Linked DNA regions of Homo sapiens: region 2 is linked to region 1. A link is a contact called in ENCODE Hi-C or POLR2A ChIA-PET data. All regions are on one chromosome and are shown on one strand. The core of a region is the stretch at or near the end of the contact, and the rest is flanking DNA. Distances in the headings are between cores, read along the strand shown.

Region 1 (6,658 bases), core at 1,332-3,831:
ATTTTTAGACATGTCTTATTCATATTTATGCCCCCAGATCTTAGCAGAGTGTTTGGCATATAACAGATACTCAATAGATGTTTGGTAAGTGAATGCCAGAGCTAAAATATATAAATATATTTTTGATGTCAAATTCGAAGATGTTTGTCTTAAGGACTAACACGGCAAACAGGTTCCTGGTTGGCTTCTGTGTGTCAAGAAGACAGCCTGTGATATATTTACCTTCTGCATTTACAACCATAGTTCCAATAACCCCTTTATGACTCTGGATCCTCTTTAAGGTTTCCTCCACCTCTGCCTGAAAGAGACCAGGAAGATAATTAACCAAAAGGGCCCTGTGGTAACTTCAACCCTAAGGAGAATAATGTTTAGCAAGATACCTACTCTCCTATCTCCTTAACCTAAGGTGCCAGGTGTGATAATCTCAGATTTTTAAAAGACAGCTTAGAAATTGTCAAGTCCCACATAAATACCTACGTAAGACCTCCTGGATACAATCCTGATGAATCTCTTGGCTTGAACCCTTGTAGAGACAGAGAGCTTACTGCCTCACAGGAGTTCACTCCATTTTTATCTGTTTCCATTTACTAGAAAAGTATTCTTTACATTGCATGGAAATTTGTCCCAGATTATCTTTCATTCATTGACCCTGCTGTATTCAAATGAAAATTCCTTTTCTACATTACAGTGCTTTAAATATTTATAGAGCTATATCATGGCCTCCCTCTGTCTAAAAGTAGTCCTTATTGAGAAATCTTATTTTCATTAATGTGACCTAATCAGTTCGGATGATTAAATTTAAAGGATAGTCTATAAAAACAAAGTATTCCAGGATTCTAGGATTTTCTTGATAACTATAGCTTGCGTCTCAGTGCAAGCTGAATGTTCAACTATGAGTGATTATTCTGGAATCTATTATTGTGTTTTAAACTCATTCGGAATCTTATGTGTAGAGTGTATTGTATGTTTTCTTCCCCTGTAGAAAACTCAAAGACAAGAACGATCTTTTCCAAACCTGCAAATTTTTCATGACTGAGCAATCACTGGATATTTTGAATTCTGCAAATTCTCTTGATGAGGGTTTGCTATATTCTTTTTTCCTCAGTATTGCACAGGTGAACATTTTGTTACTTCAAGATAGTTTTCCTTTGTACTTGGTATGGGCAGGAGCACTTATTTTCTCTATTTCAGCATCAGAGCCAAGGTTTTCTTGACTTTAGGCATTTGTGTACTAGATTCATGATTCTTGCCATTATGAATGCCATGTATACTATTTATCTAGGTGTTCTTTAAATTATCTCACTGCTAAAAGCTTAAATAAATGCATTTTAAGAGGAAATCGTATGTCACTACCACAAATGGAAACCTGACGTTATTCCTCATAAATAGAAATAACTGTAAAACAAACAAAATGAACAAAATGAAGAGAGAGCCTATCATTAAATTCTACTGCAATGAAAGCTCTGAGCCTGAGGCCTGCTCTTCGGATGAAAAAATGGAAATTTCCAAATGACAGTGGTATTAAGGACCTAATAGCAACAGAAATTTTCTCCTGTATGTAGTCTGAAGGTTGAACAAAATGGAAGAGGAATAACTTTCTCACGATGTGATTCACTCTTATTTAGCATTTCTCGGCCATCTTATGTAGCAACGAATGTTTGCATCTGACTTTGAGAAACACTACACTAAACCGTAAGCGTTGAACAGGGGATCAATAATTCACTGCATTTTGGGCAATCTTTAAGACGATGTCCACAGCTTCTTACAGCCACTGTGTCCTTATTTATCTTTCTCCCTTTACTTATCTCCCAAACTCCTTTCTTTTCTTTCCCTGGCCTTTCCATTTCTCCACCCAGTTGTTTCTCTTCTCATGATTTGTAAGTGCTCCTAGTATAATTTCTTAATCCCCATCTCCAATCCCCGTTTCATTCTTCTCTTAACGCCCTTTGCTTTCCACAGTCTCTACTTTTTTTTTTCTTACCTCTTTTTCTGGGGGGGAGGGGGGCGGGTCTCCCATCACTTCTTTCCTTTTTCTTTATTTCCCTTTCTTCTTTCTCAGTATCTTCCCTTCTCACCCTTCCATTCCCTTGCTTTCCCTGTCCCACCTCTTCCTTCTCTCTAAGGGTCTGATTTTTTTTCCTCTCCATCTCGGCCTCCCGCCCCCTCTTTGGAAACTTTCCTGGCTCCCCGGATTTCTCACTCCCCTGAGCATTCTTCATCCTCTGAATCTCTCTCTTCCCTTTCTCAACATCACCCCTCCTTATGTACCATCCCCGCGAAATCAATTCCCAAAACAGCTTCCAGTCATCTAGACATCTTCTTGCCCCTTTCCAAGGTCTCCCTCTCGCCCCTCCAGGAAGATCCTGGAGCCACCAGCCTCCGCCGCGGCCCCTGGACCGCCCGTGCCTGGGTGGGCCCCAGAAGCTGGGTGCGAAGGTCCTTGACGGTCGGCGTGCTTGGAACGGCGGGGCGTGGACGGAGACCCCAGATTTACCATCGCGGAGGCCGCGAAACTCTGGGCTCAGGCCGGCGGCACAGCCTCCCGGGATGTCAACAACGCTACCCGCCGTTGCTAGGAGACAAAAAAGGAAGTGGCCCCACGGAAGCGTCAGGGCTGCGCCTGCGCGCTCGCGAGTCGGCTTTTTCGCCCTGACCGCGCTCCTGATGCCTCCCGGCCGCCGTAGGCGAAGGTTCGCGGAAGAGGGGAGCAGGCGCTCACCTGAGGTTCGCCCAATCCTGGAGCAGTGGGTCCCGGGAGGGAAGAGGGAAGTGGGTCAGGCTCCCGGCCTGTGTTTGTCCATTCATTCATTCATTGAGGCACGAATTAATGTGATAACCACTTATTCGTTCAAAAACTGCTGATTCACCACCCACCAGGTGCCAGGGAGACGGACAAAATGCACCAAACAAAATGCACGAAACAGTACCGGAAGCAGTAATGTCCACGTGTGATACTTGCCCTGGAGCAAGTAAGGAGGGGACAGGACCATCTGACTTCGGGGTTGGGCTGCTCTAGGGGTTTGGTGATAGTCTTAGCTGCCTGTGACCGTCCATTAGTACTGCCCTGTTCAGGGCAGATACTGTTCGCTCGCCTCCCAGTAGTTTTTATATTGAAGAAAAATATATCAGAGCATCAAATAGTACAACCTTATGTACTTAAAAAAATTACTTTCTATCTGTCTACTCTAAGATCAGTAGAGTAAGCACAGTTGCACATTTTATGTTCTCACCTAGTTATAGCACCCTCTTCCTGTTCTCAACTCCATTGAAGAGTTGCTACTTGTCAGTATTTCTGTTAGTTGTCAGTATCCATTAGGATCTGTATTTTTGCCATTTTAAAAATCAACAGTTCTGAGTTACTAAAAAATTGCAAATGGTAGTTCCGGAGGTTCTATACGTTGCCATAGAAGAGCATTCCATTGGGTGTTTAAGGAACTGTTGGAGGAAACACGTTAAAGATCAGTTAGGAATGATCAGAAGTCACTTGACCTTTTGAGGGACATTGATAATATCCTTATAGCCTAGGAGGAAAAGAGCCACTATTGTACGACGAAGCACAGCAGGAAAATTTTATGGCTGGAGTCGTGTTATGACTTCCTGAGGTTAGAGGAGGACAAATATTGATTACAAAATACAAGCTGTAAGTTGGGAATGCATCTTCATAGGGATCATGCCATAACAACTTCCTGTAATACCGATTCTGTTTGTGCATCCATTTCCAGAAAGTAGTCTCACACTGAACAAGGCATACATCGTGCTAGGAATGTCAACTGGATTCTGAATGGTCCATGTTAGGGGTGCTCTGGGACAGTTTTGAACTCATTGGCAGGCTTGGACTCGATGATCCATTTCAACTCCACATCTGTCATTTTATTATATTAACTACAGAAATACTCTGAGAAACTGTAGTTCTGCTCTAATTTTTGTTGAGGTGTGGGTGATTCTGATCACTGTAGTTCTCTCCTTTTTTTCCCTCCAAGAAATCTGTATATCTCAGCCAGTTCACTATTACTAGCCAAAGAATCCCGCTTGACTCTCAACACCTGGTACTCCAACAAAGTTGCTTTGGAAAGGACTGCTATAGCTGTGGGGAAGGAGTCTGAGTCTGGTGTGTGCGTGTGCGTGTGCATTTGTGTGCTTGTGTGTGTATGCATGCATGTGTGTACAGATCTGGCTCTTACCTGATTGACTATAGCTACCATTTTGCAGTAATACAAATAATAGGTCTTTACAGAAATACTGGCTGAGTTGAATGAAGAGTGATTCTTGGGTTCTCTGGGTGTTTCTGATCAAGGAGATTCCACTTGATTGTGTAGCCGTTTGTTTTTCTTACAAAAATCAGTGACAGTGCACCATGTCTGATATGTCAATCAGCTTTAATGAAGGAACCAACTGCATATGCATGGAGTGTGAATTTCCTTGTTTCTGGAGTCAGGATGTCAAGCTCATTCAATAGCTGACAGCTGTAATTAGAGCAAAGAACGATTCTAGCATAAAACGCACTGACGGGAGAACCCAACTGCTGAAAAAGAAATAAGAAGTAGCCAAACTGACTTCCAACCAACAGTCAAGTTTGACTCTGTGCACAGAAAATCAATGAGGAGAACTTGAGCCATTTCCCCTTTATCAATTTTTCACTTCTAATTATTCCTTGGAGGTAGCTCGGTTTAATTTTCATGCCTTTTTTGGACCTGTAATGAATATCCAGAGCTGTGCTATATAAAGTGTCTTTGCAATGTCTTACATGTTTCCTACTCCATCCCCAATATATGTGAATTCCCCTTTTACCCTCTCCTCTTTCTCCCATCCCCTCGGCCTTTCTTTTTGACTCACAATAAGTGCTAAATAACTTTGAACGTAAGTGAAAATATTAGTGAATAATAGTTTTTGCAAGTACTCTGACTTAACCCCAAAAGTGATACATGCAGAGACCAAGTCCACTATTTTTCACATATGATTTTGTTAGAAGGAGATGATTTTCTTCTGGGAGTCTCTCTTGCTGTTTGATACTTTGCTACTGCTCTCTGGTTAGCTTGAAGAAATCCAGATAACTTAATGATCTTGAGTTTTTTTTTTGGTATTTTCTATACCAACCCATATAGCTATCTTTGGCATTCTTGGCAGTTGGCAAATATTATGAACTGGGCTGTAGAATAAATTTTGTGCCCATTTTCTCATAAGGTAAGGCATTGTTTGTCACTTACCAGAACTTCTCCTGGTATTCTACTGGTTTCCCTCCAGAAAATAGACACTACATTCTTCTAACATGTTCACAGGCCAGGCATGGTGGCTTTCATCTGTAACCCCAGTGTTTTGGGAGCTGAGGCAGGAGGATTGCTTAAGGCCGGTAGTTTGAGAACAGCCTGGGCAACAAAGCAAGACATAATTTCTACTAAAAATCAAAAAAAAAAAAAAAAAAAGGCTGGGCGTGGTGGTATATGCCTGTATTCCCAGCTACTTGGGAGGCTGAGGCAAGAGGATCACTTGAGGCTGGGAGTTTGAGGTTGCAGTGAGCCACAGTTACACCACTCTCACTAGCCTGGGTGACAGAGTGAGACTTGTCTCAAATAAAAAAAGTACAATAAAATAATAAAATAAAATACTCCTTAATACTAGGGCATAATTAGAAGATACCAGTAATATCAATAAGTATTTCCTAAAACTGACCCAATGTCATAGAATTGCAGTATTATAGATTTTAAGTTTCAGAAAATCAATCATTTTCTTCTTCTTAGGACAAAGGCACCCTCTGGGGTGACTCCTTTCAAGACCTAAGTGTAATAGAAGTATTTGCTTTCCATAAGGGAATCCTTCCTGTTGAAATTAAGTGTTTTCCTAGAGCACAGGATTTGGAGTTGTATGCATGTGGGGTTGACATTTCTAGGCATATTTCCTTCAATAAAAAAAACAGCATCAGCTTCTTCATTTATAAAGTAAGAAAGATAGTATCTACCTTAGAAGGTTGAGATGCGAGGTTTAAATATTATGTGGGTGAAATGTCTGGCTCATACCAGGTGACCAGTGTGGATCATTTAACCATGTTTCTTTCTTCTGTCTTTTCTTTGGTCCATCTTTCCTCCTTCCCTGCATTCCTTCCCTCCTCTCTCCCTCCTTCTCATCTTTTCTCTAACCTTTCCTCCCCATTTCCTTCCCCCATTTCCATCTTGTCTCCCTTCTTCACTATCCTCTCCTCAACCTCTCTTCCTTCTTACCCTCCCTAGGAAAAATTTCTGTAATTCATATTGTTGACGTTGTCACTAAAGAACATCTTTCCCTTTCTCTTTGTAGACAACCTGTTATTAATTTAGAACTTTCATCTGTTTCATCTACCTCTAATCCCATTTTAACATAATTCCCATTTTTATACTTCTAGCTCCAGCAAGCAGTTCCCATCTTGGTGTACTGCACATCATAGGTATTCTCAGTATCTTATGGTTGAGGGTAAACCGTAAATATTTCCTGGTCGATTAACTTTGTTCAAAGAAGAAGAAAGGAAGGCCTGAGGGGAGCAATAAAATGTCATGCTCTTTATGTACCTCTCCTTTTCTCAGATAATCCAGTCTTGAGGTCTCTGATCTATTTAGTTTCAAAATTACTTTGGGAAGTATAACACATAAAAAAGTAAGGTGCACAAAACAAATGTACAGGGGGTGAGTTA
Region 2 (6,658 bases), core at 1,335-3,834, 350 kb before region 1:
TGGTCTGCAGGATGACAGGCACGGTGCAAAGAACTCTGTGTCCCTCATCTTAGGTATGACCACACGAATCCTTGTCCTCAGTATTTAGTTGAGAAAACTTCCCCTCCACCAGATTACTGGGTGGTGGAGCTTCAGGTCTTTTTGTCTCTAAGGCCTGAGTCCTTCCCATGGATCTCCCTGCCCACTCCAGACATGCAATCTATGCTCATACATATGTAATTGACCCTCATAGAGTGGGATCAAATCAACTGTATTTCATTCTCCCCTCTGCACACTCCTACCCACGTTGCGAGAGGAGTCCTTCTCTTGCCCCTGGTTAGAAGCTTTTCCAGCCAGTCTCAGATAATATGAGTACCCAGTTCACTTTACATCCCAAAGAACCCTCATTTCAGTCATTGATGTGTCCCATCCATGTAGGGATCCAAACCCCAGACCTTCCTAAAGCTGCAACTTCTGCCCTGCTCCCGACAGCGGGCCTGCTGCTGTATGGTCAATTTTGCCTCTGTTTCTCTGCCTTTACCTCCCCTAGCTTGGTAAGCAGTTTCTGATCCCTGCAGGGCCCAGGTGGTGGAGGGAGGGAGCAGAACGATCTTATTTGTCAGGTTCTGTCCCAAACTTGTCACCGTATCATGTGGTAGCATAAAGGGAATATAATTTTAGCTTAAAAAATAAAAGCATATTTGTTTAGTTTTGGAGGAAAGAGATCACTGGGAAATAATAATGGTGGACAAAATATATTGAGCTATTTTTCTGTATTTTCAAACACATACACAACCAGAAGTGGCTACTATTACTTTTTCCCACTTTGTTTTTAAGAAAACAGAAGCTCTGAGATGAGTAATTTGTCAAGGTCAAATAGCTTTTTAAGTGGGAGAGCAGGGCTTTGAGCCCAGAGACTTTGACTGCGGAACCTGGCCTCTTTACTGCTCTGCTATATGAAGTTGGGAAATACTGCCAGAGCAGATTGCGTTTCCTTTTAATAGCTGGTATCAAAGCAAATCTAATGAAAACGTGTAACTTGAAAACAATGTCTCTGAAATTTATGCTCTTAAAGGGGATTTCTTGTGTTTGAAAATAACCAACTCAATTGGATGATATGTAAGGAATTAGGAAAAAAACCAAGCAATTCTCAAGGGAACTAATTTGTATAACTAGGAAATATCTCAAGAGAATTATTTCTTGCATTGTATGATACTTGGGAGCATATACCATACAGTCAGATTTGCAACCAGAAATAATTTGTTGTGCGAAATAAGACACCTTCCCTCCAACACTTGGTCTGTAGGGAGAGGAGACGAGATCACCGATAATGATTTTCACATGTAAGGCTGTGATTTCAGTTGTTGCAATTTGTTCCTTTCTCGACGCTTCAGTTTGGTTGGTATTCACAGGAGCATTGACATACTTTTTACATAATATAATTTTCCAAAGCGTTTTTAACCCAAGAGGTTGGAATATTTTGGGTGGAAGCAGGCATTTTGGACTGGGTACCCTGCATACACCAGTCTTCACCCTGTTGCCCAAGCTATTGTCTCTACTGTTGAACTTCTACTCATCATTCAAGGCCCACACAGATTGTCACCTCCTCATTGTAAGCCTTTCTAATTGTCAGAACAAAATGAGCTGCCTGCCTCCATTGGACCATAGCCAATTTTTTTTTTTTTTTTTAAGATAGAGTTTTTCTCTTGCTGCGCAGGCTGGAGTGCAATGGTGCTACCGCAACCTCTGCCTCCTGGGTTAAAGTGATTCTCCTGCCTCAGCCTCCCAAATAGCTGGGATTACAGGCATGCGCCACCACATCCGTCTAATTTTGTATTTTTAGTAGAGATGGGGTTTCTCCATGTTCGTCAGGCTGGTCTGAAACTCCGGACCTCGGGTGATCCACCCGCCTCGGCCTCCCAAAGTGCTGGGATTACAGGTGTGAGCCACTGTGCCCAGCCGACCATAGCCAATTTTGTAACTCACAACATTTTACCTTCTATTAGATTGTCCTGTCTTTGCGTCATTGCTCTGCTTAAAAGTTTCCATTTAGTAGGTAGCGTAGTCTTGTTTCCGTGCTTGCCAAACTATGGCCTGAGGGCCAAATCCAGCCTGCTGCCTGGTGTGGTATAGCCCTTGGGATTAAAATGACTTTTTGCTTTTTTAAATGATTGGGGGACATAGGCCAAAAGAAAGGTAACACTTCATGACACATGAAAATGATATAACATCCTGATTTCATTGTCCATCATTAAAGTTTTATTGGAGCACAGTCATGCTCATTTATTTATGCATTGTCGGTGGCTGCTTTTGCGCAACAGCGACTTTGAGTAGTTGCAAAACAGACCATCTGGCCCTCAAAGCCGAAAATATTTTCTATCTGGCCCTTTACAGAAAGCCTTTGTTGACCTGTGACACGGTTTGGCTCTGTGTCCCCACCCAAATTTCATCTTGTAGCTCCCATAATTCCCACGTGTTATGGGAGGGACCCAATGGGAGATGCCTGAATTATGGGGGCGGGTCTTTCCTGAGCCGTTTCTCGTGAGAGTGAATAGTTCTCACGAGATCTGATGGTTTTAAAAACGGGAGTTGCGTTGTACAAGCTTTCTTTTTGTTTGCTGCCTTCCGTAGAAGATGTGGCTTGCTCATGCTTGACTTCTGCCATGGTTGTGAGGCCTCCCCAGCCATGTGGAACTGTAAGTCCAATAAACTTCCTTCTTTTGTAAATTGCCCAGTCTCGGGTATGTCTTTATCATCAGCCTGAAAACTGACTAATACAACCTGTGTAGTAGAGCAGGGAGAAATCTCTCACATTTTAGTGTTTATCAGAATAACCTGGAGGGCTTGTTATAACCAAGTGTTGGACCCTACCCCTATAGTTTCTGATTCAGCAGGGCTGGGGTGAGCCCTGAGAATTTGCGTTTCTAAGAAGTTCCCAGGTGCGGCTGCTGCTGCTGCTGGTTGAGTCCTCTACTTTGAGAGTCACTGGTTTAGAGGTAAAGGACGGTCTCTGAAGACACAGATACATCTGGAGCTAGTTTCTTATTAATCAAACAGTTAACCTCTCTGAATCTCCATCTGTAAAATGGGGATAAATGGCAGCCTCTTCAGATTGTTTGAAGATTTGGTAGATAAAGCCTATGAAAGTTCCTGGAAGGTATAGTAAAGATTCAATACATGTTTTTCTCTCCTTCTTTCTGTTCTCTGCCTACACCTTGTCTCCCTCAGCGAAGGAACTGTAAACACTTCATTTTCTCAGGGACTAAGAACTCCCCTTCTTTATAGGGTTGCTTGGGAACTGTATAGTCGTGGACAAGTCCTGAAGAGCTTCCCTCTAGCGTCATACTTTTCATGTAACCCCAGGTAGGCTGGGAAAACCATTCCGACCTAACTTACTTGCACGCCTACTGTGTACAAGCATCTGTACTAAGTAAGAAAATTAACATCCAGGACTAGAAAAGAGATGATCTCTTAACCTGACAGATGATTTCACGACAAAGGCAGAGGCCAGGCCTTAAAAAAGAATGGTTGTGCTTTTGTTAATTATAACCAGCTGATTTTGTCTTCTTCCTTAGGAAGAATGATAAAGGGCAAGTGCTTTAGAAACCAAGCCGTGCTGAAATGTTTAAGGAACCAGATATGAGTGCATTCAAAAGAAATACAGGCAATTTGAAAGTAGTGTTTTTCTGGAGCTTGGCTTTAGAACCAGGGTTAAGCACACAAAACCCTAAGTTTTCCCTAAGAATTTTTTTCCCTTTGAAACTTAGCCATTCCTACTTCGTAAAATTGTTGTGAGGATCAAGGGAGATAATAATATAATTATATTTGAAAAGTATAAAGCACTGTTTACATGCAAGGGAATCAGGTTTAACACATTAAATGGAAATCAAATTAGGGACGAAAGAGTGCAGTTTATTGGATGAATAGCAGAGGGTTCAGAAAATCTGGGGAATGCTGTAGGAATCCACTTCTGTCTGTCTTAGCCTCTAGAAATGTGTGCACCTTAATTTGCTTGTTAAATTAATTATAGAGATAGTCTTTTGACCTTCTTGTTCTCAAATTTCTTACTTTCTCTGCATGTGGCAGAACGTGACAGATGAACAATTAATAGCATACAGTTTCCCTCCACATAGGGCACAAAACATCAGTTGCTTACTCCCTGTTAGCCCTACTTAGAAAGAGGTACTTTTCCACTTTGCCTTCATATTTTTGCATTGTGCCTCCGTCCCTTTACCTCTTTGATGGCTTCAGCTGTGGCTAGATTTGCAAATCACGTTTATTTTGATAACCTTCTACTGAAAAATATTTTTCAGCAGAGGTGTGCTGGTAAATGTTTAACAACCAGTTCCCTGGGAGAGTGTATGTATGTATATGCTATTTATTTGATGTTTACTATCAATATTGCTGATTTAAAGGATGTGTAACACACAATTTACAAATAATGATAAAGTATGCAATACTCTTCATTGTAAATTCCGTATAACCAATTGATAGCAGGATGCCTTTGCTGATTTGTAACCAATTCTTGTCTATAGCCAACCTGTTATTGCAATTGACCAGCAAGTGTAATTCCAACATAAATGTTGGTTGATATTTACTTTTATGTTAATTAGTAAGATGAAGGTGAAACAACCAAAAATATATGTATGCCAGTAATAAGGAGTGACTACTTTTTCTAATTGGATAATAGTTTTGAATACTAGAAGAATATTTTCTTAATTTTTTATGCTATCATACCTACAGACCCAACATTCACTTAATTTTAATCTGTGTAATTAACATTTTTCACCTTCACTTTTTTAAGCCTAGAAAACTAACAAAACAATAAATCAAGCCCTGACTTGTAGCATTTACCAGTTCCCATGGTATAAATAATCCTACTGCTGATTTCAAGTTACCAATGAGATGTCCCTGAACATAGAGGTAGGAAGAGATGTGCTGGTTCACAGTTTTGTGAGCCACATAATTTCTGTTGCAGCTACCCAGTTCTGCTGTTGCAACACAGAGACAACCATAGACGATATGTAAATGAATGGGTGTGAGTGGCTGTGTCCCAATAAAACTTTATTTACAAAAACAGCCTGTGGCCAGGTTTGGCCCACAGGCTATCATTTGCCAATTCATGGTCTTTAGTCAATCTCCTAATTATAATGCTTTTCAACTTTTTAAAATAGACTTTATTATTATTTTTAGAGCAGTTTCAGGTTTACTAAGTGGAAGGTACAGGGATTTCCCACATGCCCCCTGTCCCCCAAATCCATACCTTCCCTCACTATCAACACCCCTCAACCAGAGTGATTCGTTTATTACCACTGATAAGCCTACATCAACAGGTCGTTATCACCCAGAGTTGATAGTTTACTTTAGGGTTCGCTTTCTGTGGTGTACATTTTGTGGGTTTGGACAAACATGTACTCATATATATCCACCATTATAGTGTCACACAGAGTAATTTCACTGCCCTCAAGATCCTCTGTGCTCCACTGGATCAGATCCAAGTAGCAGTTGCCAGGGGTTGGGGGAGGAGGGATGAATAGATGAAGCTCAACTTTATTTTTAATCAGGAAAAAAATACTTAAATCTACAGCAAACAACAGCTATTTATTGAATACCTAATATAAGCCATACGAGCCAAGCACTGTGCTTAGTTTTAAGAATCTGGGCTGGGCACGGTGGCTTATGCCTGTAGTCCCAGCACTTTGGGAGGTAGAGGTGGGCAGATCATGAGGTCAGGAGTTTGAGACCAGCCTGGCCAACATGGTGAAACCCCGTCTCTACTAGAGATACAAAAAATTAGCTGGGCGTGGTGGTGCGCACCTGTAATCCCAGCTACTTGGGAAGCTGAGGCAGAAGAGTCCCTTGAACCCGGGAGGCAGAGGTTGCAGTGAGCCGAGATCGCACCATTGCACTCCAGTCTAGGTGACAGGGTGAGACTCTGTCTCAAAAAAAAAAAAAAAAACAAAACCAAAAACAAACAAACAGCAAGAATCTGGGAGCACATCACTCATAGATAGGTTCTTCATGGATCTTACATTCTAGTCAGGGTAGACTGACAGTTACTAGAAACAAAGCAAAACAAACAGACAAAAGAGCTATGAATCTTAACTGGAATTCAATACATAAAATAGATAAAAGCTCAGAGTCCTAAAAACTTGAGCACTTTCTCACCCTGCTGGTTCCCCCTGTGTTTAACTGTAGGACTCTACTGATAAGAACTGGAAAACCATGACCCAACTGTCAGTAGGATGTTGACAATTTTTTTGTTATTATGTTGCTGCTTTGAATTTTTTTGCATAATACATGATTTTTTTTTTGAGACAGGATCTTGCTCTGTTGCCCAGGCTGGAGTGCAGTAGCACGATCAGATCTCGCTGCAGCTTCCATCTCCTGGGCTTAAGTGATATTCCTTCCCCAGCCTCCCAAGTAGCTGGGAATACAGGCAGGTGCCCCTATGACTGGCTAATTTTTTATTTTATTTTATTTATTTTTAGTAGAGATGAGGTCTCTCTATGTTGCCCAGGCTGGTCTCAAACTCCTGAGCTCCAACGATCCTCCCACCTCACTCTCCCGAAGTGCTGGGATTACAGGTATGAGCCACCGAACCTGGTGGCTTGTACATAACCCTTGATCACATTATTTTATTACAAAAGATTTCTAGCAGAAAATTTAGGGGGTCAAA

Evidence for each region. Hi-C counts contacts between places; a loop is a spot of excess contacts on that map. ChIA-PET counts read pairs that join two places held with the same protein, here RNA polymerase II (POLR2A). Pooled maps may share reads with other maps.
Region 2: a loop to region 1 is called in a map of B cell, with 8 times the contacts of the local background. The contact joins the promoter of ARLNC1 here to the promoter of DYNLRB2 in region 1. A Hi-C loop is called at or near these places in 1 of 168 maps with a recorded cell type or tissue (B cell) and 4 of 50 pooled maps. POLR2A ChIA-PET finds 5 or more read pairs at or near these places in 1 of 52 experiments (activated CD4-positive, alpha-beta T cell).

The regions. Positions count from the first base shown.
Region 1 is chr16:80,536,916-80,543,573 of GRCh38, reverse strand. It overlaps DYNLRB2 (dynein light chain roadblock-type 2), which reads right to left and starts at 2,581. Exons shown (of 4, transcript NM_130897.3): 1 at 2,495-2,581; 2 at 223-298. The coding sequence starts at 2,497. The region is part of intron 1 of DYNLRB2-AS1 (DYNLRB2 antisense RNA 1); the gene reads left to right. RefSeq lists an enhancer at 2,441-2,530.
Region 2 is chr16:80,888,522-80,895,179 of GRCh38, reverse strand. It overlaps ARLNC1 (androgen receptor regulated long noncoding RNA 1), which reads left to right and starts at 2,584. Exons shown (of 3, transcript NR_131948.1): 1 at 2,584-2,675.